3 separate regions of the Homo sapiens genome follow, and all the other regions are linked to region 3. A link is a loop called in an ENCODE intact Hi-C map of the cell type or tissue named here. Cell type or tissue: dorsolateral prefrontal cortex. All regions are shown on one strand.

What was found. A loop is a pair of places that touch in the nucleus more often than their neighbours do. Peaks named below come from ENCODE experiments on the same cell type or tissue, not always from the same donor. Only the 100,000 strongest peaks of a DNase experiment are listed, where the experiment ranks them.
Region 1: a loop joins it to region 3, with 3.0 times the contacts of the local background. A loop is called at or near these places in 20 of 110 quality-filtered maps.
Region 2: it touches region 3 in a loop (4-fold over the local background); 65 of 110 quality-filtered maps call a loop at or near these places.

The regions. Positions count from the first base shown.
Region 1 is chr6:154,497,890-154,505,889 of GRCh38, reverse strand. The region is part of intron 1 of CNKSR3 (CNKSR family member 3); the gene reads left to right. Among named protein-coding and RNA genes, the nearest start is that of CNKSR3, 8.8 kb to the left of the region's middle. In dorsolateral prefrontal cortex, CTCF peaks have their summits at 4,681 and 4,882; a DNase peak (open chromatin) is centred at 4,860; H3K4me3 peaks cover 589 bases; H3K27ac peaks cover 3,873 bases.
Region 2 is chr6:154,366,179-154,374,178 of GRCh38, reverse strand. LOC105378067 (a long non-coding RNA gene) reads left to right here and starts at 1,466. Exons shown (of 3, transcript XR_007059823.1): 1 at 1,466-2,933. In dorsolateral prefrontal cortex, a CTCF peak has its summit at 3,431 (motif pointing right); a DNase peak (open chromatin) is centred at 3,438; H3K4me3 peaks cover 407 bases; H3K27ac peaks cover 582 bases.
Region 3 is chr6:154,151,289-154,159,288 of GRCh38, reverse strand. It overlaps IPCEF1 (interaction protein for cytohesin exchange factors 1), which reads left to right. Exons shown (of 12, transcript NM_001130700.2): 12 at 1-4,793. It also overlaps a transcript of OPRM1 not described here. Among named protein-coding and RNA genes, the nearest start is that of OPRM1, 120 kb to the right of the region's middle. In dorsolateral prefrontal cortex, CTCF peaks have their summits at 3,080, 4,511 and 4,717 (motif pointing left); DNase peaks (open chromatin) are centred at 2,958 and 4,708; H3K4me3 peaks cover 492 bases; H3K27ac peaks cover 3,209 bases.

The DNA.
Region 1 (8,000 bases), 350 kb before region 3:
AAGACGTGGGACTGGTTGTCCCAGCAGAACTGTCCTAGCCTTGGCTGTTGATCAGCCTCGAGTGGGTAGGCTCTCAACAATTGTGTAGTTGGCCAGGCGCGGTGGCTCACGCCTGTAATCCCAGCACTTTGGGAGGCCGAGGTGGGCGGATCACAAGGTCAGGAGATCGAGACCATCCTGACCAACATGGTGAAACCCCATCTCTACTAAAAAATACAAAAAAAATTAGCCGGGTGTGGTGGTGGGCGCCTGTAGTCCCAGCTACTCGGGAGGCTGAGGCAGGAGAATGGCATGAACCCGGGAGGCGGAGGCTGCAGTGAGCCGAGATCGTGCCACTGCACTCCAGCCTAGGCGACAGAGTGAGACTCTGTCTCAAAAAAAAAAAAAAAAAAATAATAATAATAATAAAATTGTGTAGTTGAGTCAGCACATCTCTAAAACCCACCTTTGGTCCCAGGACAGAAGTCTCTCTGGCCAGCTTCTGGTGCTGCTAGTGTTGGTAGCAGTCCCCATCACCAACCAAGAGAAAAGGGGGCTTTCTTGCTCAAGGTCTAAGCCACGGGACTTGCTCTTTCCCTGTCGTGTCTATTTGTTTATGACACATAGCAGTCTTAAGGTGCTTGACTATTTGGCCATGGAAAGTCTGGAATTTCCAAGTTAACTACAGAGATCTGATACATCACAGGTCAACTGCAATGTACTACCTTGCACTGTTAGGCCCTTCCTGCCACCGTCCAGACAGAGGCAGTTCTTTCTGTTACCTTGATTCCAGTTTAGGTTATACCTTCTCTTTTAGTCTCTGTGGTCCCTGGGAAAGGGAGGCCTTTTTGTTTTAGCAGCCGTAGGTCTACCATTTGGCCATAGTTCAGAAAAGCTCTTCATTCCACCCTCTCCTTGGTTCCATTCACTCTCCTGCACTCCAGTGATAAAATTCTCTTAATAACAGAAAAACATTGATTGATGCACTTATTATCTTGGCAGACGCTGTTCTAAGTGTTTATTTAGGCTCTCTCATTATAAAACTTCTTTACTTATTATTTTTTAATACAGAGATGGGGTCTCACTCTGTTGCCCAGGCTGATCTTGTCCTGAGCTCAAGTGATCCTCCCACCTCGGCCTCCCAGAGTGCTGGGATTACAAATGTGAGACATTGCACCTGTCCAGCCTCTTTGATTTCATCCTTAGAAAACCCAGTGAGGTGTTTGAATAATTTCCAGCCCATATTAAAGAAACTGAAGCAGAGAGAGAATTTGCTCAGGGTCCCCTAATTAGTAGTTGTGGTCTCCTTGGGGCTCTCCTGTACTCCATCACTTTGTCACTTTGATTACTTGTACCAGGGGGTGGAGCTGAATGGTTCAGAGCATGGGCTCTGGAGCCGGACTCAGTTTGTATCCCAGTTCTGCTTTTGACTGTGTGATCTTATGTAAGCTCTCCATACATTTCTACTCCTTGTTTTTATTGCTTTCTCTCTTCCTTTTTCCTATAGCTCCAGGACACAAACTGTTTTCTCTGAGCAGTGAAGTCTTTCATAAGGTGTATTCTTATCATCCAGGGGCACCTGTCAGTGTCAAAGAGATTTCTCTGCCGTTTACCAGCTGGTCAGAGGATCCGGGGCAGAACTTGCAGCTGATCAGGAAGGTTCTTGATTAGCGGAGTGATAAATGCCTCTTGCAAATTTCGTGAGCTTTCCTTGGGTAAATTAGTTTGAGCCATATTTCCTCACTTTTAAAAAATAGTACCTGGGCTTGCAGTGAGCATGGCATAGGATGGTTTTTGCTGTCAACTGTTGGCCCCTGTCTGGTACCTGGTCTGTGACCAGCAACTTCAGCATCACCTGGGAGCTTGTTAGAGATGCAGAAGCTTGGGCCTGCCGAATCAGAATCTGCATTTTAATAAGATCCCCTGGCGATTCGTGCACCCATCACAATTAGAGAAGCACTGTTCTAGCACGTAGCTGCAAATGTGTTTTCAAACTTTGCTAGAGTCCTGCTATTGTAGTATTGGGCTATCTGGTCTGGTATGTACTCCAGCTGTTTTATTTACATTCTGGAATGATGACACTTAATTTGAGAAGGCTTGTCTTTGCCACTAATTAAAGTAAAAAACCAGTCTTACGGTGTGTGCTTATATTTATAAGCACCACCTAGCAACAGCATCAGGCAATTCTTAGCAAAATAAGTGAGACATTTCCCTTGAGATTTCTTCCTTATTCCTTGAAGAGTTCTTATAACAGCCTTTTTTTTTTTTTTAAATAAGAGGCAGGGTCTTGCTCTCTTGCCCAGGTTAGAAAGCAGTGGTACGATCATAGCTCATTTTAGCCTCAAACTCCAGGGCTTGAGGCTTGAGTGATCATCCTGTGTCATCCTCCCAAGTAGCTGGGACCACAGGCACATGCCACTACACCTGGCTAATTAAAAAAAAAATCTTTGTAGAGATGGGTCTTGTGGTATTGCCCAGGCTGGTCTGGAACTCCTGGTCTGCAGTGATCCTCCCGGCTCGGTCTCCCAAAGTGTTGGAATTACAGATGGGAGCCACCATGCTCAGGACCAACCCCTGCCCCCCTTTAAAAAAAAATCTTTAACACAAGTAGTAAGAAGGGAGTTGTGGGGTGGTCAGTGGTCACTGTGGTTGAAGTTTGTTCTCAGGATCCTCAGTAGGACCTAGGAGGATGAGATGGGCTTTTGGCTAGTCACACTATCCTATAGTTGGTGACCACACGGGGTTTACCACACTTAACTGACTTTTGGTGGAGATTTTATTGTTGATGGGAAATGACACCAAATGTCATTTCAGGAATAAATAACCATGGCAGTTCTAAAAACTTGGCACAAATATATGAGTTGCGCTGAGACTGGGGTAGCTCCATCCTTTATCCATGGAGATTGGCAAGTGACAACTCCTGCTCCGGCTCCTTCGTGCATTCCCCTTATTGTGAGGAAGCGAGAGGGGCCCTCCCGTCTGTGTCCCCATGCCTGTGTCACTGCCTCTCTTTTCACCCAGCGTGTTGTCTTCTAGCTCCCGGACCTGAGCGTTCTTGCCTTGCTTTCTCTCTTTCCTCTCATTTATGCTATTTCTGGCGTGTCATCACTGGCTTACCCATTATGTAAGCTTTAAGTGAAAAAATCAGATGTTATTTTCATGAGCTCTGAGGGCACTTCTGCATTTGTTCTCATTTGACTCTTCTGAAGCCTGGAGATGCACAGGAAGGCAGTTTCCACTGCAGATGAGCAGCATGGAGGAGGCTTTTGGAAGTGAAATGAATTGTCCAAGGTCCAGAGGTGAGGAGCTGGGACCAGGCCTCACAGGCTTCTGTTCTGTGGTCCTGTCCCGTCCCTGGTTTCTGCTCTATCCAGGTGGTGCCTTCTAGTTCCTTCCTAACCAACAAGTGTGGGAGGCTGGGTGTGGTGGCTCACGCCTGTAATCCCAGCACTTTGGGAGGCCGAGGTGGGTGGATCACCTGAGGTCAGGAGTTTGAGACCAGCCTGGCCAACATGGTGAAACCCCGTCTCTACTAAAAAAAAAAAAAAAAAATTAGCTGGGCATGGTGGTGGGCACCTGTAATCCCAGCTACTCAGGAGACTGAGGCAGGAGAATCTCTTGAACCCGGGAGGCAGAGGTTGCAGTGAGCTGAGATCGTGCCACTGCACTCCAACCTGGGCGACAAGAGCAAAACTCCATCTCAAAAAAAAAAAAAGAAGAAATATAGGGAAAGCCCTTTGCATAACGTATGGCATATGTGTGGAATTAAAAGAGGAAATACAGGGAAAGCCCCTTGCATAACGTATGGCGTATGTGTTTACCCACTTATTATTCATGATCAATAATAACTCAAGTTAACTGGTGGTGTAATTGGGATATTTTTATTTAAATGTTTAATATTGTTGTGGCTGATTGTCACCCTTCATGTGCTTATTAATAATTTATGACAATTCCATTCACCCTTTTGTTGTTATACAGGAGGTAAGTTAAATCAAGTCCGTCTTCGGTCTTCTCATTGTTTCCTTGGACGCTTTCCCCCTGTTCTTAGGGGAATCTTCTCGGTTTTAGGTATTGTTCTAAGTGCTGGGAATCCATAGTCCCGGCTTTAGTGTGGTAGATGTGTGGGTGACAAACGCCACCACCAACCACAAAACAGATGATAAGAAAATTTCTACTGATAAGCATAAATCAGAAAATAAAGCAGAGAGGTGAAGGAGAGGGACTGGGTGGGGGACTCCTTTGGATGACGTCATCAGAAAGCCTTTCAGAGGTGACATTTAGGCATGAATGGTAGGAAGGAACCAGCCATCAGAAAATTAGGGAGAAGGGCATTCTAGGAGAGGGAATAACTCATGCAAAGGCCCTGAGGTGCGAACCGGCTTGGAGAGTTTGAGAAAAGGAAGTTGTGGTGGGGTCATGAGAGCGAGGGTGGGGGTGATGGGTGAAGAGCAGGTGAGAGAGACACACAGAGGCCAGATCATGTAGGTTCTTACAAGTCGTGGTCAGGGAGGTGCAATTTTTTATTTTTATTTTTTAATAGTTACGGTGGAAAGCAGAGAGTGACAGTATTTGATCTGTGTGTTGAAAGATCAGTCAGGGTTTTTGAGCAGAAATGAATTCAGGAAATCCAGCTGGAAGGCATTGCAGTATTCTGGAGGCGATGGTGTCTTGGATTCAGGTGTTGGCAGTTTCAGCCTTTGTGAAGCCAAGTTCTAGTTACAGTTGGGTCATTGACAGCTTCCAATCTCAGTAATGTAAACATTATATTTGAAGTTGGGATGTCTGCTCATTCTTTCCCCTCCTGCCAGGGCTAAGGTAGATGCTCTCCTCTGCCCCTGGCTCCTCTCTGGCCAAGTATGATGGTCATTTAGAATAGAGAGCGCCCTCTGTCTTTCTGCCTTGTTCACATCATTGTTATTTTCTGGCACTTTTTGCTGCGGCTAGTTTCTGAAGCTGTTTATTCATCTATGAATAGAGTTTTTGTGAAATTGGACTTAGCCTACTTTGTTTTCTTTGACATCAAATGGCTGATTGAACATTTTTAAACCTGGGATCAGAAGGGCAAATATGGTTGTTTATTAAAGCAAAGCAGTTCCTTAGAATGCGAATCAATAAGATGTAGAAATTAGAAAGCTTTCTATGTGAAAACTTTTAAAGTATTTGAGTAAAGAAACTGGTGTATCTGACTTAAAATATTTTGCCCTACTGAAAGACTATCCTAATGTTTGCTTTAGAAACTATAGCTCCCATACTTTTGGTGGAATAGATGGCATTTTGAGAAATTTTCAACAAGAGCTGGGCAGTTTTAAACACATAATATATCACTTCTCCATAGAGGGGAGGGAGTGGGAGAGGGAACTTAAGGAGGGAGGCTGATAATAAAATAACCTGGAAGCCTTAACCCCTTGCTCACACCCAGCTGTGAGTCCCCCAAAAGGAGACAGTCTGTCAGCTCCATCAGAGGAAAACCCCTACGTGCTTTCTATCAGAAAAGGCGGCGATTATGATAATCTGAATCATGCTTTCCTGAGGATAACCTTTTAGTGAAAGGAAGCATTCTATTTCCTATTTTCAGAGATTTGTGGAAAGGGGAAATTCAGTGCTTTGGGATTGGGAGTGGATGTGTGTGTGTGTGTGTGTGTGTGTGTGTGTGTTTCTAATTTTACTTACATATGCATTAATTGAACAATTTTGCATGTTCTCACAGTAATTTTATATTACATTGTCTTCAGGAGAATCAAGTCAAAATACTAGTTGGAATATGATCTTTGAAATAGAGGAAAACTAGCTTAATATGTAGGGTGGATCAGACTTCATGTAACACCTGTTAAAGTTGTCAGCACCATCTTAACAGAGATACCAACTGGAGTCTTAAACTAACCATGAGCAGATGACACAACTGTGGGTGGCATTTAGGAAACGACTCTGTACACTAAAGCCTTAAATTGTTACTAATAAGTATTTAAAAAAACATAAATACTCTTTGCTATTAAGATGCCTGGAGACACATGGTTTGAAGTGGTTTGATTCTAAGCACCCCAGGCCAATTTGAAGAATTTTACATAAAGCTGATTAAAGAAAAACCCTTCCTGGAGCTGGAGAAATTCTTCATTCTTACTTGGATCAAATCAGAGATGGACAGGCCGGGCATAGTGGCTCACGCCTATGATCCCAGCACTTCGGGAGGCTGAGACAGGAGGATGGCTTGAGCCCAGGAGTTCGAGATCAACTTGGGCAACATAGTGAGACCCTGTGTCTACCAAAAGAACCCCCCACATTAAAAAAACCCGGTAGAGATTGGCACCGTGGAATAGAGAAACTTAATGAGTGTTTAAACCAAGCTTTTCAAGAGACCGTTTCCCAGGCACATACATGCGGGGCGTCTCAACATCCTGTCACCATTGTTCTTGAACTCACTTCTTCAACACCAGCCTCACCTGGGAACATAGACATGTAAATTCCTGGGCCTCACCCCAGACCTGCAGAATCAGAAACTCTGGGGGTGGGATCCAGGAAGCTAACAGACTCCTCAGGGAATTCTGGTACAGGATAAAATGGGAGAATCAGGGGTCTACACCACTCATGTGGACTCTATGGAAATAGGTGACATAAGCCAGACTCTTCCTCATAATGCCTGTCCACAGTTTTTTGCTAATACATAATAACTGATTAAGAAAGACAATGTTTCCAGTAAGGACAGTGGTGACATATTTAAGTAGATGAGTAATGAACCTTGGCTTGTAAGTGTCCTTTCTGCAGAATAGGGAGGGAAGAGTTAAAGCTGGTATCCCCTCGGGCTCTTAGCCACCTGTTAAACCCCAGGCCCAGGGCATCCTTCCGTCCTGTCCCTGTGAGTGCTCAGCCCAGGAACACACAGAAGGGGCATGTTTCATGGGTCCGAAAGGACCTGTTTAGCTTTCATGTGGAATTTCCAGACCTGACTCGAATAGGGGAGCAGAATGTAACCCCCTCCCCTCCATTGCGAGAAAATAGTTGAGCTTCCTCACTTAGCACTCAGGTTTTGGCTTTGAACAAAGCATGGAGATGAGAAGTGAGGGAAAGAAAAATCAGAAAAGAGCAATACTGAGTCACAAACATGTTGCATTTCAAAGCAAAAAGCTCTTTTGTCTTAGTAGGTGGGCGTTGTGAACGTTGAATCAGTGTAGATGGAATTTGAACCTGTACTTTTGGCAAAACCCATGAGAGTCCAGAATAAAAAAGACACTGCAGAAGTGAACACCAAAGACCAGGAATGGCCCTGAGACTTGTAACAGGAATCACACTGAGACTTGTAACAGGAATTGCAAACACGGTTGCCTATAGGGGCCAGGAGGCAATGTCAGAAGTTGCAGTGTGGGGGCGTGACAGTAGGGAGTGGTGGAGACTGTGGCAAACCCAAAGCCATGTGTTGTCTGGTTTCTGCTGATTGTGGATGTGAAGTTTCCAGAGCTTCTGATTTTTGTCATTTTTTTGTTCTTGTCAAATGAAGCTGTAAATCTGGGTTTCTATGTGACATTTCCCAGTGTTCACAAAATTGTCTATAGCTTTTTTTTTTTTGACGTAGACCAAACAAAACATATCTATGGACCAGTTTGCAATTTCCTCTGTGGACAGCCATGGTCAGGTGTTAATTGTCCAGTGAGAAGCGCACCTGTAAGATGTGAATAAAATTGGCTGCATAGTAATTAATCAGCTATTCAGTAAACTTTTTTAATGTATAATTTGTTTTTCCTATTTACCTAATTCCGTTATTCCTAAAATTGCAACATGTAATTCCATGCAGGTATTATTTAGCCAGAAACACTCATGCCCTGATGTATTCAGCAAACCACTGAATAGTTACTCTTCAGGGTAAAAACAGGAATTCGGCTTCTCTTGGTTGAGTTTACCTCCCCATAGTGGCTATATAATATTGGCCTCTGATGGGAGCTGTTTGTGTTTGCACAGAAAGTTTTCACATATCACCTAAAATAGGGAGTGTGCCCCCATCTCTGTGCTGGTTAGTGGGGTCCTACGTAAAT
Region 2 (8,000 bases), 210 kb before region 3:
ATGGTATTCCATGGTGTTCTTTTGTAAGGCTGTATAGTATTCCATAGGTTTTTAAAAATCCATTCCACTGTTGATGGGCACTGGGTTGATTCCACGTTTTTGTCATTGTGAATGGTGCTGTGATGAACATATGGGTGCATGTGTCCTTTTGGTAGGATGACTTGATTTTATTTGGGTAAATAGCCAGTAATGGGATTTCTGTCAAACGGTAGTTCAATTCTTAGTTCTCTCTTTTTTTTTTAAGTGTAAGCAAGTTTATTAGAGAAGTAAAGAAATAAAAAAATGGCTACTACCTAGGCAGAGCCACGAATTCTTAGTTCTTTGAGAAATCTCCCAACTGCTCTTCACAGTGGCTGGACAAATTGACATTCCCACCAACAGTGTGTAAGTTTCCCCCTTTCTCTGCAGCCTCACCAGCATCTCTTGTCTTCTAACAAAATAGCTTTTTAACAAAGACATTTCTGACTGGTATGATATGGTATCGCATTGTGTTTTTGTTTTGTTTTGTTTTTGTTTTTGAGACGGGGTCTTGCTCTGTCACCTAGGCTGGAGTGCAGTGGCATGATCTCGGCTAACTGCAACCCCTGCCTTCCAGGTTCAAGTGATTTTCCTGCCTCAGCCTCCCCGGTAGCTGGGATTGCAGGTGCATGCTACCACGCTGGGCTAAATTTTTGTACTTTTAGTAGAGATGGGGTTTCACCATGTTGGCCAGGCTGGTCTCGAACTCCTGACCTCAAGTGATCCGCCCCCCTCAGCCTCCCAAAGTGCTGGGATCACAGGCATGAGCCACTGTGCCCGGCCTCATGGTGGTTTTGATTTGTATTTCTCTGACAATTAGTGATGGTGAGTGTTTTTTCCTATGTTGGCCACATGTATGTCTTCTTTTGAGAGGTGTCCATGTTCTTTGCTCACTTTTTAATGGAGTTATTTGTTTTTTGCTTGTTAATTTAAGTTCCTTATAGATTCTGGATGTTAGATCTTTGTTGGATGCATAGTTTGCAAATACTTTCTACCATTCTGTAGGTTGTCTGTTTACTCCTTTGATAGTTTCTCTTGCTGTGCGGAAGCTCTTTATTTTAATTAGGTCCCACTTCGCAATTTTTGTTTTTGTTGTAATCGGTTTTGAGGACTTAGCTATATAAATTCTTTGGCGAGGCTGATATTGAAAAGAATATTTCCTAGGTTTTCTTCTAGGATTTTTATAATTTGAGGTCTTACATTTAAGTGGGAGGAACTTTTCTAAGTGAGACTTCATTAAAGACTGAGTCTCGCCCTGTCGCCCAGGCTGGAGTGCAGTGGCATGATCATAGTTCACTGCAGCCTTGAACTCCTGGGCTCAAGCGATACTCCCACCTCAGCCCCCTGAGTAGCTGGGAATACAGGTGCTCACCACCATGACTCGCTCATTTTTAAAATTATTGTAGAGACAAGGTCTCGCTATGTTGCCCAGGCTGGTCTTGAACACCTGCCCTCAAGTGATCCTCTTGCCTCGGCCTTCCAAAGTGCTTGGATTACAGGCATGAGCCACCACAGCTGTTCAGCAATTACTGACAGTTAACTGAGAGTTAAATTACTTTAAGTCCTGGGTTTTTTTTGTTTTTTGTTTTTTGTGGTTTTTTTGGCCATACTTGTAGGGGGTGCAGGGGGCGGGGCGTTCCAGGCTCCAGTCCCTTTCGGGGTATGGCCTTCTCTTTCTTCTCTGCTGTCTGGCTGATGCAGCCTGCATGAACCATGAACTTGACTAGTTTGGTTCTGACTCTCAATTTTTATTTCAATTATCATTAACTTATAAAAATCTTCCCCCTTATTTGAGTAAGAGATGTCATGTCAAAAAAAAAAAAAAAGTCGCAGCTACATTTTAGCTCATTTCAATCTTTGCTGCTACCTGGATTTCCTGGCTTCTTGACAACCCATATTTAGCACATATTGAGGCTGTAATTGCATAATCATGGAAAGGTCATAGGTGAACTTTTTGTGCTTCAGAAATTTCCTGAATTACTAGCTGTGTCTCAAAAGGAATTGACAACTTGCATTTTTAGCAAGTATTACAATTTGAATATACCACAATATTATTATAAACAATTAAAAATCCTAAGTAAGTCCAAACAAGAGAGTAGCAAAGACACAAAAGATAATAGGCAGGACCTGTGTAAAAGGGAAAATGAATGATGTTACCATTATGATGCTATGACCATTAGTTCGGTCAGTATTTTATAAGGTGTATATTAGCAGTTTGTAAAGAACTGCTGTTCTGGTATTCTGGTATTCCCAAGTAGCTTAGAGAGGCTATTCTACAGCTATTTCTTCAAGAATGACAGTTTCCAGCCTGTCTTTTTAAATGTCAGAAGAAGTGTCTGATGTAAAGTAGGAATTAGGATATGAGAATCAGAGTCACGTAGAGTTTCTCAAACAAGACCTCTAAGTCTTAAGCAAGAATCGGCATATCAGTTTTACAGATGGAAACATCGTAAGAGCCGTTTGTTTATACTCGGCATAATTAGAGATAATTACGTGTTTAACAATCTTTTAAGCTCATCCTCTGGTTTGTAAGGAACAGAGACTCATGTTAATTACCCAGAAAAAGGAGGCATATTGCTAAGCCACATAAACTAGAACAAGAGCAGAAATGGCATCAGAATGAATTGTGCAACCCAGCTCTCTACTTCTCTCTGACATGGACATCTCCGATTCCCCCTCCTCTTTACTTCTATCCCTAACCCCAACGCCTGATACAGGCACAGAAAACAGCAGTCAAACTAATGTCAATATATGATGTGCTATATTTGCTATCTGAAACAAATATGTACATTGCTTTCTGGTTTTTGTGTGTGACTTGATTAGGCTAAGTCGGCATCCCTGTGGACAGAAAATCCCAAGGCAGAGACAAAATAGAGTTTCTGTGCCTGCAAGGATGGGCCTGCCCCTGGACTGTGGTGAGTTTACACTCTGACACCAAATAAGTTATCCTTCTTGGCAGCTACTGGCCTTTCAGGCTGCACCAAGACAGACAGCACATCATTTTGTTCAAACTCCTGTGTCAGGGAGGCATCTATACATGCCCGTTATATGTGGTTAAATTTTAAAAATATGTTTTAGTTCTTAAAGACATCATCTTGAGTTACTTTGAAAATGACCTTCCCAAATGTCATACCCCTTTGACTGTCAATAAACAAGGCAACACTGTGTCTGTAAAGTTGAAATGGAAAGAAGCAGAAGGAAAAAATAACGAATTTCTATGGTGAAGCTCACAAGTATTTTTACTTCATTTTTCCTGCTTAGATATAAAAATCCTGTTAATTACTCCTCTAAACCTCAGCTCCTTGCTGTTCTGATGTGGGTCTTGGATACATTCCATAGCGTTCCTTATGCATCGGAGGCTGGAACAGAACAAATGAATGGAAGAAACTGTTGTGTCCTTGTGCTTCCGGGCTCCAATGATAACATTTGCCACTTGGTGGCAGTGATCGGTTTAGTCCAGGCTGAGGAGTTCATGTATTTCCTCTGTGATGTGCCTTTTAATCTTAGAAAGCTATTATTATAAATATGATTCATGTGTATTATACATGAATTAATTTGCCAGATAAATGGGCTTTCTTACAAAACTACCCACAGGTAGTGGGTGAAGTCCAATCAAAATAGTCCCTCACAAACGAGAACTGAAGTAGATCAAAGATAATAGGATCCGTTTTTTTTCAAATCAGTGTCTATTATCACCAATTCTGTTCAATAAATGTTTCAGCAAATATTTCTAACGGTGCTGTGCTTGGCTCCCAGGGAGTGATAGATTTGCTTTTTAAAGAGATTGCACAGCCTCTTGGAGGGAGGGGTGGGGGAAATTCACTTGGAGGTGGGGAAACTACCCAGGATGCTATTGCAATTCTGCCAAAAATGAGGCCTGAAGGTGAAGTGAGGCGGCAGGATGGGAAGAAGGAGAGGAGTCTGAGAAATATTAGATAGTTATGGTGATACATCTTGGTGATTTATTTGTGAGGAAAGTAAAGGATCTGGAAAAATCTAGTGTCTCCTCTGCTTTGACTCCATTGATATGAACTGAGCTAGGGATTTGGAAACATTATCTTGTCTTACATTCTGGGGCTTGACGATATCCAGCTACTCATGGACTGTCCAAGCAGGTAAGTATTATGAACTATTAGAATTAGGTAAGGGGAGAAAGTCTGCCCTGGTAGAGTGCTTGTAGGCCGAATAATGCCCCCCTCTACCACCCTGGGAAGATGTCCACATTCTAGAACCTGTGACGATGTTATTTTACATGGCAAAAGGGATGTTGCAGATGGAGAGACTATCCTGGCCTATCCCAGTGGGTCCAGTGTACTCACAAGGGTCCCTGTAAGAGGGAGGTGGGAACATCAGGGTCACAGGAGGAGATGTGACAGGCAATGGAAGCAGAGACCGGAGTGATACGGTGCCATCGGCCATGGCATGCGTGCGGGTAGCTTCTAGAAACTGGAAAAAACAAGGAAATGGATTCTCTCCTGCTACCTCCAGGAGCACAGCCTTGCCAGCCCATTTTAGACTTTGACTTCCAGAATGGTAAAATAATAAATCTGTGATGTTTTAAGCCATTGGTTCCCAACCTTTTTGGCATCAGCAACTAATTTCGTGGAAGACTATTTTTCCACAGACGAGGGTGGAGGAGATGGTTTTGGGAAGGTCGGTCTCATTACATTTATTGTGCACTTTATTTCTATTATTGTTACATTATAATATATAATGAGATAATTATACAACTTGCCATAAAGTAGAATCAGTGGGAGCCACGAGCTTGTTTTCGTGCAACTAGATAGTCCCATCTGGGGGTGATGGGAGACAGCGACAGATCATCAGGCATCAGATTCTCATAAGGAGCGTGCAACCTGGATCCCTCACATGCGCAGTTCACAATAGGGTTCTTGAACCTATGAGAATCGAATGCCGCCACTGATCTGACAGGAGGTGGAGCTGAGGTGGTAATGCCAGCGATGGGAAGCGGCTGTAAATACAGATGAAACTTCGCTGGCTCACCCGCTGCTCGCCTCCTGCTGTGACACCCTGTTCTAACAGGCCAGGGACCAATACCGGTTCGTGGCCCAGAGGTTGGGGATGCCTGTTTGAAGCCACTAAGTTTGCAGTAATTTGTTGGAAGAGCAATAGGAAATTAATACATATCCATTTACATCTTTTTCACTTCTTCCATCTTTACCGTTTCAATAATATTTATGAAGTGCCTACTATGTGCTATGCATTGTGAGATACCTTATGAACAAGATACTGACTCTCACTTCTAGCAGTTTACAGTGTAGGTGGAATTATAATCATGGAAATACCTCAATTTACAATATAGTAAATTGCTGGAACTGTAGAAATTGAAGGAGCTGTGAATAATTCCTCTTTACTTTTTGATGAATCTTTGATCTATAACACTTTGACTTCCTGTTAAACTAACCCTAGCTGCTAGTAACATCTTGAAAATCTGACAAATCATCTATACTGGAAACGCCATTCCAGATACGTACTTGAAAATATTTTCAGCACCTACTTCATTTACCTGTTTCCGATTCTTTGATCATCCAGTTTGTGCAAGTCTCTTCTTACCGTGCCTAAAGGATGATTCATGTTTGCAGGTTCCTGAAGTGCCTGGCTGGTGGCATTTGTGGTCTAGAAGGTGCAGGGAAGCTGATCCTCTTCTTAGGCCCTGTCAATGTGCACGCTCACTTGATGGTTCCCTGGGAGTGCCAGTCTACAACAAGCACAATCTTGTCTGGAAACGTAGATGCTGGGGAGAGAGTGCTTAGCAGAACCGCACTACATGTTGTAAGAAGGGATACACTAGGAGAAGCCTGTATGAGTGACAGATGAGATCCCTGCTGGCCAAAAGGCTGCTTCACTAACAAATTACAGCCTGACTCAGGGCTCATAGGTGTTGGTTGGGTCTTTACATCACCAGCAGAATCTTAGCTCAGTGATATCCTCAAGACCAAGGGAGGTAAAAACAGTCCAGATATTGCGCACCCCTGACATGGGGGTGGTCTTCTGATCATCTCCGAGTAAGGCTTGATTCAGAAATGGTAAAACAAGGATCTTACCCAACAGTATTGCACACTCTCTGGGATTTATTAGCCAACAGGTCAATGTTATGCAACAATCCATGCTAAAATTGCTCCAGTTACTATCTCATTTACTGAAACAGAAAGTGACTCTTTTAAACTTTGGCATTCTTGGGAATAGAGATACATTAGGCTGATACAATAACCCAGTGATATCAGAATGGAGCTGTTGTTTTTCCTAATAAGTGTATGAGGGGCAAAACATAGAGGAACACAGAGGAGGAAAGACTAAAATTTGTACTCTAGTCTTTAATTTTGGAAAATATAACGAATTCAAACAACATTCCTTGGCCATAACGTGCCATACATACTTTGCACCTGGAGGTTTAAAGTTTAAAAGAAAAGAAAGTCCTTGCCTTTGAGAATCTTGTTCCTTTTAACAAAAAGAATATTTCTGCATAGAGGAATGATAGAATGTTAGCAAAATACGTGATGTTCAGAATGCTTTTTCTTCAAGGAGGCTGGCATCCTACGCAACTCACTTTCATACTCCTGAGCTGAACACTGGGGTGAGTCTCAGCCTAGCCCTCAGCTGCCCTTACGTTTTAATTCTCACTTCCTGCTCCTTCATGTTAGCGTCAATTTTCAGCCAATGGTTCTCAGTGCTTCCCTTTCCATCATCAAATATATTTTGAAACACCCTCTTTACTATTTTGAAATAAAATTCATAAATAATATAATCTGCCGACATACAAACCAAACAACAACAACAACAATATAGTGAGATATAGTAATTTGGCTGAAAGCACGAGGCCTGGAGCCGGCCTGGCCAGGTTTGAATCCAGCCTCTGCCGTTTACTACCCATAGGATCTCAGGCAAGTGACCTCTCTGTGCCTTACTTTTCTCATCTCTGAAAAGGGGGTAACAATAGTACCTGCCTCATAGAGTTATTGAGAAGATAGGTAAGCAATATGCACAGCTTTTAGAATGTGTCTGGCACATAATATGCATTCTATATCCATTAGCTCTTACTGCTCTGAATAAAATACAAGGACAGGCTGGGCACGGTGGCTCACGCCTGTAATCCCAGCGCTTTGGGAGGCCGAAGCAGATGGATTACCTGAGGTCAGGAGTTCAACACCAGCCTGGCCAACATGGTGAATCCCCCAATTTACTAAAAATACAAAAATTAGCCGGGCGTGGTGGCGGGCACCTGTAATCCCAGCTACTTGGGAGGCTGAGGCAGGAGAATTGCTTGAACCCCAAAGGTGGAGGTTGCAGTGAGCTGAGACCATGCCATTGCACTGCAGCCTGGGCAACAAGAGCAAAACTCTGCCTCAAAAAAAAGAAATATATATATATATATGTGTGCGTGTGTGTGTGTATTTATATATATAGGAGAAATAAAAGTCATTTAGTAATAAAATAATATCTACAGTATTTTAATGTATAAATGCTTAGGCATGACCACACTAGGAAAACAAATGAAATAGTCAGACTCTAATTTATAATGCATAAGTTTTGATTTAAGGCTAAGATAATATTCAACTAAACATTGGTGATACTTCTAAAAATTATTGGCCAGGCGCGGTGGCTCACGCCTGTAATCCCAGCACTTTGGGAGGCTGAGGTGGGTGGATCATGAGGTCAGGAGACCGAGACCATTCTGGCTAACACGGTGAAACCCTGTCTCTACTAAAAACACAAAAAAATTAGCTGGGCGTGGGGGTGGGCGCCTGTAGTCCCAGCTACTCGGGAGGCTGAGGCAGGAGAATGGCATGAACCTGGGAGGCGGAGCTTGCAGTGAGCCAAGATCAGGACACTGCACTCCAGCCTGGGCGACGGAGACAGAGTGAGACTCCATCTCAAAAAAATAAAATAAAATAAAATAAAAGTAAAAAAAAAATTTAGCATTTGAGGTAACATTTAACTAACCGTATTCATATGTACATGTC
Region 3 (8,000 bases):
CATGTGATGAGAAATGCTTCATAGACAGTGGCATGTGGGAGAGCTGAAGGAGGAGGCGTGTTCCATATTCCACTCATTCAAAGGACAGCTTGGTGTTTTCACACTTTATGCAGGTTAGGGGATCTGATTAATGTTTCCTTTCCTTACAACAGCTAGAGAAAACATCTCATCACAATTGGAGACCTCTACTTCCTTTGAGCTTTCCTACTCAATGGTAGGAGATAGGAATATGTTCCGCAAAGAATGTCTACTGCTCTTGTCCTTGGCTGTGATCCCTATACATAGTGTGAATTTATATCCAGGTTTCCCAGGATCAATATTGACAAGACGACTTTGGCATCTGAATTGTTTTAATATCTTTACTCAAAAAAACAAAAAAACAAAAACCCATGGAAGCAACAAAAGAGTTAAACATGAGGGATTTATTTTTGTATGTTTATATGTCACTTGTGTGCTATGTGAATAGCTATGTTTGTTATTTAAATATATTTATAGAAGTTCAAATTACTAGTGTTTAAAAGATGATATACTATTATATATTGTGCTTAGTATATATTTGATGAGTCTATACTTTTTGCTTGAGAAAAATAGAAATACTATTGATTCACTGGTGTTATGATGTTGCACTGTGTCTGAGGAATGCTCAGGAAATCTTGTGGGAAAAAAATGGGGCATGCATTCATAATTTTTCATTTTCTTCCCCACCCCAACCCCCATGAGCTCTTAAATTTAGATTTCTATCTCTTGTAAGTCACTCTTTTAACCAGCAAAGGACTTTCATCTTAGATTATCCTTTCTATTAAATAAACTTTAAGCTTTGTGCCATTTATGCCTGCAAACCTTAGACCAAAGGCAACACAACTAATGTCATCTTTTCATTAAAGACTAATAGAAATTTAGAAATCATTGTGTTAAAGAGAGCTATAGAGAAACAATATGAAAGTCTTCCCTTACTAATCACCATGAATATTTCTCACCATAGGAATAACCACAACCCACCAAGTACCCATGTTGGCCCTGCCTACCCGTAACAAATTGTTCACACAACCTATTTTGTTTTATAGCTTCAAAGTGTGGCTTGACATTCAAATGGAAGGAACCACCTGAATTATATCTGCAAACAAAATGGAAATAGTTGTTGAATAGTTCCCCAAGCTTTACTAAGAAGCCTTAATACTCTGTAAACAAACAAACAAACAAAAAACAACCTTAGCATTAAGAAATAAAAACAAAAAACAAGAAGCAAGTTGTACTGCTAGAAACTTCTCTAAGATAAGAGGCCAGGCCAGTCAGTTTGGCCCAGCAAACATGTGGGTACTTCTCCACCTAGGGAAGCCACTGAAGATGAGTTTGACCTGTGGTGACCTGACAGAGAGAACATTCAGATCCTCAGATTGCACCCTGATGCCCTGGTTTAGGAAAGCAGTGCTTTAACCTTTTGCCCCTGGAAATTACTGATTCTTTCTGTGATTAGCAGATACCAGAAGGGAAATTATTTAGGATTGGCAATGTAAAGAGTATTGAAGGAACAACAAATAACAATAGCAGAAATAACAGTGTGACATAAAGTGCCCTTCCACCTATTTTTCTTTGGTTTGCAACACCAGCCTGTAGACTTCCAGTTTTTCTTAAATTGAAGAGCTCCAGACACTTTTGAGCAGGGTTTGTGAATAGCTTTGAATGCTTTCCTTTGGCTTTTCGTGAAGACATATTTCCCCAGCCTTTCAACTGTAAACTCCTTTAGTACCATTGAAACTTAAGGCAAAAAAGATCCCTGGGATTACTTAGCCAAGGCTTAAATTTATTTTTCAAAGTCAAGAACATTAGCCTAGAAGTTTTTGCTTTGCTAGTTAAAGCTTACTTTGCAGAGCTTCCCAAAGTGAAAGGGAAACTGAACTTCACAATTTTGCACCTGGCTTTCTGGAGCCCCATTGCCTGCTCATTCGTGTTTTTCCCCCTGTAAATTATTTTGCTTTTGACCAGGTTGTGCTAGAAAGTAGGGCTGCTTCTGTGAGTTCTCAGCCTAGGCTGTGGCCACTAAGACGTGGGTGGGGGGATAGACAGGAGTGAGAGGGAGAGTGGGTGACACTTTCCGTGACACTTAATGTAGGAAGACATGGGCTTCTCTCTCTTGGCCTCAAGCCACTTTTCTGGTCCAAAGAATATTGGGAAAACTGGATTACTTTCAGTATATTTCTTGAGACCGGGTCATCTCTGAAATGCATTTGGGGTAGTTTCCTGGGGTCCAAGGGCCAATTCCTATACCCAGTCCTGCAGTGTCTGTGAGCTGTGGAATGAGAGAGAAAACCATGGCTGCTCAGGAAGGAAGTGGAGAATCTCTCAGCACACGTAGATCCAAATCTGTGGCACCTGCTAAAGATTAGGATTTGGAGAGGACTCCTCTTTGGGGTTGTGAAGAGGACCTTTTCCCTCTGTTGTTAGCCTGTAGATCCAGAACGGAGCCTGATGTGATGCCTTCACTGGTTGATATATTGCAAATAGACACTCTGAGCCCTGCATTGCAAGGGCGTCTTTTGCTTTAAAGAATTCTTAGTTTTGCCACAACAGCTCAAATCTCAGAATAGGATCAAAGGCCTAGAAAGACTCCTAAAGTATAGGATTACAAAGACTCCAGGAAGCGTAAGAAAGAGATTGTGTTTGGAGTCAGATTTCAATGTGAAACCCATGCCTTACATTTACACAGCACTTTGTAGTTTGCAAATTGGTGTGTTTTCAGCCCCCTCCCGCTGCCCCATGCTCTGAGATGATTGTGGATTATTACAGTGAAGTGCCTGGCCCGGAGCCCCCAGTGATGAAGCAGGAACTTGAGTCTCAGGACTCCCAGCGGCTCTCTGCCCATTTCCTCCTCTCCGCCCCCCACCTCGCTTCACCTGTTACCTTGTGAAGTTGCTGTTGGCACATAGCCCACTAGGAAACCAAGAAGTTTGACTGGGAGCGTGTGTTTCATTGCACTGGGCTTAGCATACGGCTGGCCCTGGTGGCTGTTTGGCTAAATTCTCCATTTGAAACCTAAAGGGCCCTCTCTGTGCTTGAGCACAGTCTCCTCCTAGTGGTCCTGCCTCAACCTGCTGGCGGGCTGTCTATGGATTGGGGTTTCACCTAATCATGCTGTGTTTCCTTTCTTTTCTTTCTGTACATTAGACTACTTGGGAGGTGCTGTGTGATCCTTGGATGAAAAACATATATTTAAAGAAATGGAGAGTGTTTATTTTGTTTGCTTTTTGAGGCATGTGCTGTCAAATGTTAGAGACCAAACTTAGTGATTAGAGGTTGGTCCTTTGACCTTCTTCTCTTAATTGCTTTTCATGTAATCATGATAATTTACTCAGGTAGCACTCCAGTCACAAACAATGTCACAGAGATGAAACAGATTCAAAGAAAAAATATTTTTAAGTCTTTTGAAAAGAAGTGCTATTCAAATTTAAGACATGTTTAAATTCATAGGTACATTATCTCTTAGTAAGAAATACTTTTTTTTTTCTTTTTTTAGACAGAGTCTTGCTCTGTTGCCCAGGCTGGAGTGCAGTGGCACGATTTTAGCTCACTGCAACCTCTGCCTCCCTGGTTGAAGTGATTCTCCTGCCTCAGCCTCCCGAGTAGCTGGGACTACGCCCGGCTAATTTTTATATTTTTAGTAGAGACCGGGGTTTACCATGTTGCCCAGGCTGGTTTCAAACTCCTGACCTCAGGTGATCTGCCTGCCTCTGCCTCCCAGAGTGCTGGGATTACAGGTGTGAGCCACCACACCTGGCCGAAAGACAGTATTTTGATATAGCCACATACATGATTTAATGAGTAATGTTAAGTACAGAAAAGCTGCCATATCCACATAGTTTTAGGGGGCATTTCTTCTTCAGTCTAACAAGAATATGATATCCAATTGTGGTTTTCCAATTTATTTCTCTTCCAATTTCTTTTGTATACCTCACAGGAGAAATTGAATCCTAGAACTGGGAGATGACTGCCCTGCCCAGGGTTTTGTAATACATAATTGAAAATAAAAGTCCCTGAAACTAAATGTTTGCAGCCTGTATGAAATGGACTGTGGAAGGGGGATAATTTCTCTCCTCACAGAAAGCCACTCGTCTCCTTGAATGAGGCATTGAGCAGACACACGTTTCTCTGTGTCGTGGGGCAGGAAGCAATTCCCTTGCCTCTTCAGCACATCTCAGTTCTTTCCCACATGACCCCAGAACCACATAGAAAACATTGAAAATAATGGATTCTTCATTGTATTTGAATTTTTTTTTTTTAACCTTTAGCCCAAAAGGGAAGTGTGCCTCGTGGAAAGAGCAAATGCCGTAAAATAGAAACCAGGAGTTTTAATCGCCATATATTTTAATGTGCTTGCATGATGGGAATGTGACTTTTAGCACTGCATGGTGTTTGGGGGCAAGATATTAATGTGGAAATCTTAGCTTAAGTTTTACTGTGCTCTCATCCTGTGTCAGCTACCCCTCTAAACTGAAAAAGAGGCATGGCTCATTTCTCTCCTGCTTTATGTTTTTGAGGTTGACTTGTAAGATAAAAATAAAAATAAGAAAAAAATATATCTAGGCAAATGACATGAAAAAAAAGTTGAAATATACTACTGGTGTTCATTTTTGTCCTGCAGTGTTGCTTTCTCAAAGAAATAAACATGTGGCTGGAAGTGTTTAATGGCTGCGTTTTGATCGTCTACAACAAGGTTACAGTGCCCTCTGGTGGCAGTCATCAAAATCGCTTCTAGACTTGTTTTTATTTTTAAATAAAAGATCTAATTATATTGGAAATCTGTTTCAACAATAATCGATGTGGTCTTTTCCAGTGGTTCTCAAGTTACAGGTTTATTAATACAATAATATTTAGATTTTTCAAAAATTGCCATTGGACCACTAAATTTGACTTGCACATTGTATTACTTATTATTTCTAGGCACCCACATTTTGTTTAAAGAATTTTTAAAATTTGCATATTATAAAAGTTACAAAATGTGGTACACAAGCTGCTTAAAACATATGAGATATTTATTTGAAAATGAACAAAGAAAATAATGAAATAGCCTAATAAATTGCCTTTCTTTGGATCCACTGATCAGAGGGAATCAGCCTGCATTTGAACTGATTCATGCTCCTTGACTGCTGTCTACACACACAGTTTTCATTTTGTTCCTGACTCTCTCCCAAGTCTCACCTCACAAGCCAAGCTCCACCTTCTGTCTTCTTTGTCCTGCCACCACCAAATATTTCTAGGCTCCTACATGGAAGCAGGAAAAATTATTTTAGACCAAAGGTATTAGTAAAAGGTATAGGCACCATGCGTTTCCTGATTTCGGGAACAATCTCATATTATTTCCTATTCCTGATATAACAAATTACCACAAATAGAGCAGCTTCAACAAATTTGTGAACTCACAGTTCGAGGAAGGTTGCACTCCTTGTGGAGGCTCTGGGGGAGAATCCATTTCTTTGCCCACTCCCTGGGCTACAGGTGCCCCACTTCGCTTGTCTCTGAGCTTCTTCCTCCAGCTTCGGTGTCAGCAACTTGCACCTGGTGCCTTCCTTCTCTCCTCGCCTCCTCCTGGGGCTTTTTTTTTTTTTTTTTGAGATAGAGTTTCACTCTGTCGCGCAGGCTGGAGTGCAGTGGCGTGATCTTGGCTCACTGCAACCTCCGCCTCCCGGGTTCAAGTGATTGTCCTGCCTCAGCCTCCTGAGTAGCTGGGATTACAGGCACCCGTCATCACTCCTGGCTAATTTTTCGTATTTTCAGTAGAGACGGGACTTCGCCGTGTTGGGCAGGCTGGTCTTGAACTCCTGACCTCAGGAGATCTGCCCGCCTCGGCCTCCCAAAGTGCCGGGATTACAGGCGTAAGCCACCGGTCCTGGCCGGGGCTCTTTTAAGCAACCTTGTGATTACAACAGGCTCACCTGGATAATCCAGGTGAATCTATTTGAAGGTCAGTTGATTTGCAGCCTAAATTCCCCTTTGTTACGTCTACACAGGTTCCAGTGATTAGGACTGAACACTATCCTGCTTACTGCAAATCTCCCTTTCAAATATCCTGCTGAGTCCCCGTGGACCAGCAACACCTCCCAGAAATCCCAGGAATTCCACGTTTTAGCTAGAAGCATGAAAGTCCTTTTTCACACCCCGTAACTTGAATTTGACTTCAAGGTATGTTCACCATAGGAAAGATAATTCATCTTTATGAGGGGAAAAGCAAGAAATTTCTGGCTTTTAAGAAATCAAGTGCTGGGAGCTGTGGCTCATGTTTGCAATTCTAGCACTTTGGGAGGCTGAGGCGGGAGGATTGCTTGAAGCCAAGAGTTTGAGACCAGACTGGTCAACATAATGAGACCCTGTCTCTTTAAAAAAAAAAAAAAAAATAGCTAGGTGTGGTGGAACATGCCTGTAGTCCCAGGTCCCAGCTACGTGAGAGGCTGAGGCAGGAGTATCCTTTGAGCCCAGGAGTTCGGGGCTACAGTGAGCTATAATCAGGTTACTGCATTGCAGTCTGGGTGACAGAACAAGACCTGGTCTCAAAAATAAAATAAATAGAAACAAAAATAAAAATTATGTGTGCACAGGTGCAATGGGGACAATATTTTAATTATCAGATCAGGTATTCACAATACCTGCATTTAAAGACAAAGCATTAAAAAATCACTTTTGAGAATCAAGTATCATCAAGCAAAGGATAATTTAGGCCTTAACATCTTAGGTTTATGATCTGCTTGGTGCCATGTCAGACTGATGGATTTGACCTAGTCTGCAGCCTCTTCCCCCATGACAGTGTGAGGGGGCTTTTCTGAGTGGATGTTGCTGTTGAAATGCATGGATAAATACAGAATTTCATTGGTCCTGACCTGTGTAACCACAACCTGAACACTATTTCTCTTTCTTTCTTTCTTTCTTTCTTTCTTTCTTTCTTTCTTTCTTTCCTTTCTTTCTTTCTTTCTTTCTTTCTTTCTTTCTTTCTTTCTTTCTTTCTTCTCTCTTCCTTTTCTTTCCTTTTCTTTTTCTTTCTTTCTTTTCTTTCTTCTTTTTCTTTTCTCTTTCTTTTTCGTTCTTTCTTCCTTCTTTCTTTCTCTCTCTCTCTCTCTTTCTTTTTTTTTTTTGTTTTCAAAGTCTCACTGTTGGCTGGAGTGCAGTGGCGCGATCTTGGCTCACTGCAACCTCTGCCTCCCAGGGTCAAGCAATTCTTGTTCTTCAGCTTCGTGAATAGCTGGGATTACAGGCCTGCGCCACCATACCCGGCTAACTTTTCTGTATTTTTAGTAGAGACAGGGTTTCACCATGTTGCCCAGGCTGGTCTTAAACTTCTGGCCTCAAGCGATCCACCCACCTCAGCCTCCCAAAGTGCTGGGACTTACAGGCTTGAGCCACCGCGCCCGGCCCTCTATTTGTTGTTTCTCTTCAAACAAACGAACGAACCTGGATTTATAGCTAATTCCTTGATGCCAGTCTGCTTGTTTTTCCAGTCACGTATTCTAGGAAGGCATAAACACAACATCAACCCAGAAGTCTCTTCTGAGCATACCTCGGCAGTTCTAGCCAGAGTAGGAGGTGTAGGGAAGGAGCAAAATTCCCAGGCAAACAGGGTGCCTGGAGATTTAGCACATTATTGTCCTCATGCCAGAGGCTCTTGCTGTGGATGCTGTTGATGCCCTGCCCAGATCCCTTTACCTGGCCAGAGCTTTCATTCCCCAGTGGCTATGAGTTTTTGCAGCAAATACCGTGCTCCTTTTCCAGAAAATTTCCCTCAGCTACATGAAAGCCACTCAGGTCAGGAGGTTATGCTCCCCATCCCCAACCATGGCGGCCACAACAATGACTGACAGCTGTGGTGCAAAGGGCCCTGCCCCTCTTTTGCCCTTGTCTCAAAATGGAAGCAATTCTGTGGTAGGATGTGTGCTCCAGGGCTTCCCCCAGGGACCAGGCTGAATCTGGTCCACAACTAAGGTCACAGCCTTGCTTAGGTTCTCCCACCCCCTTGTCCT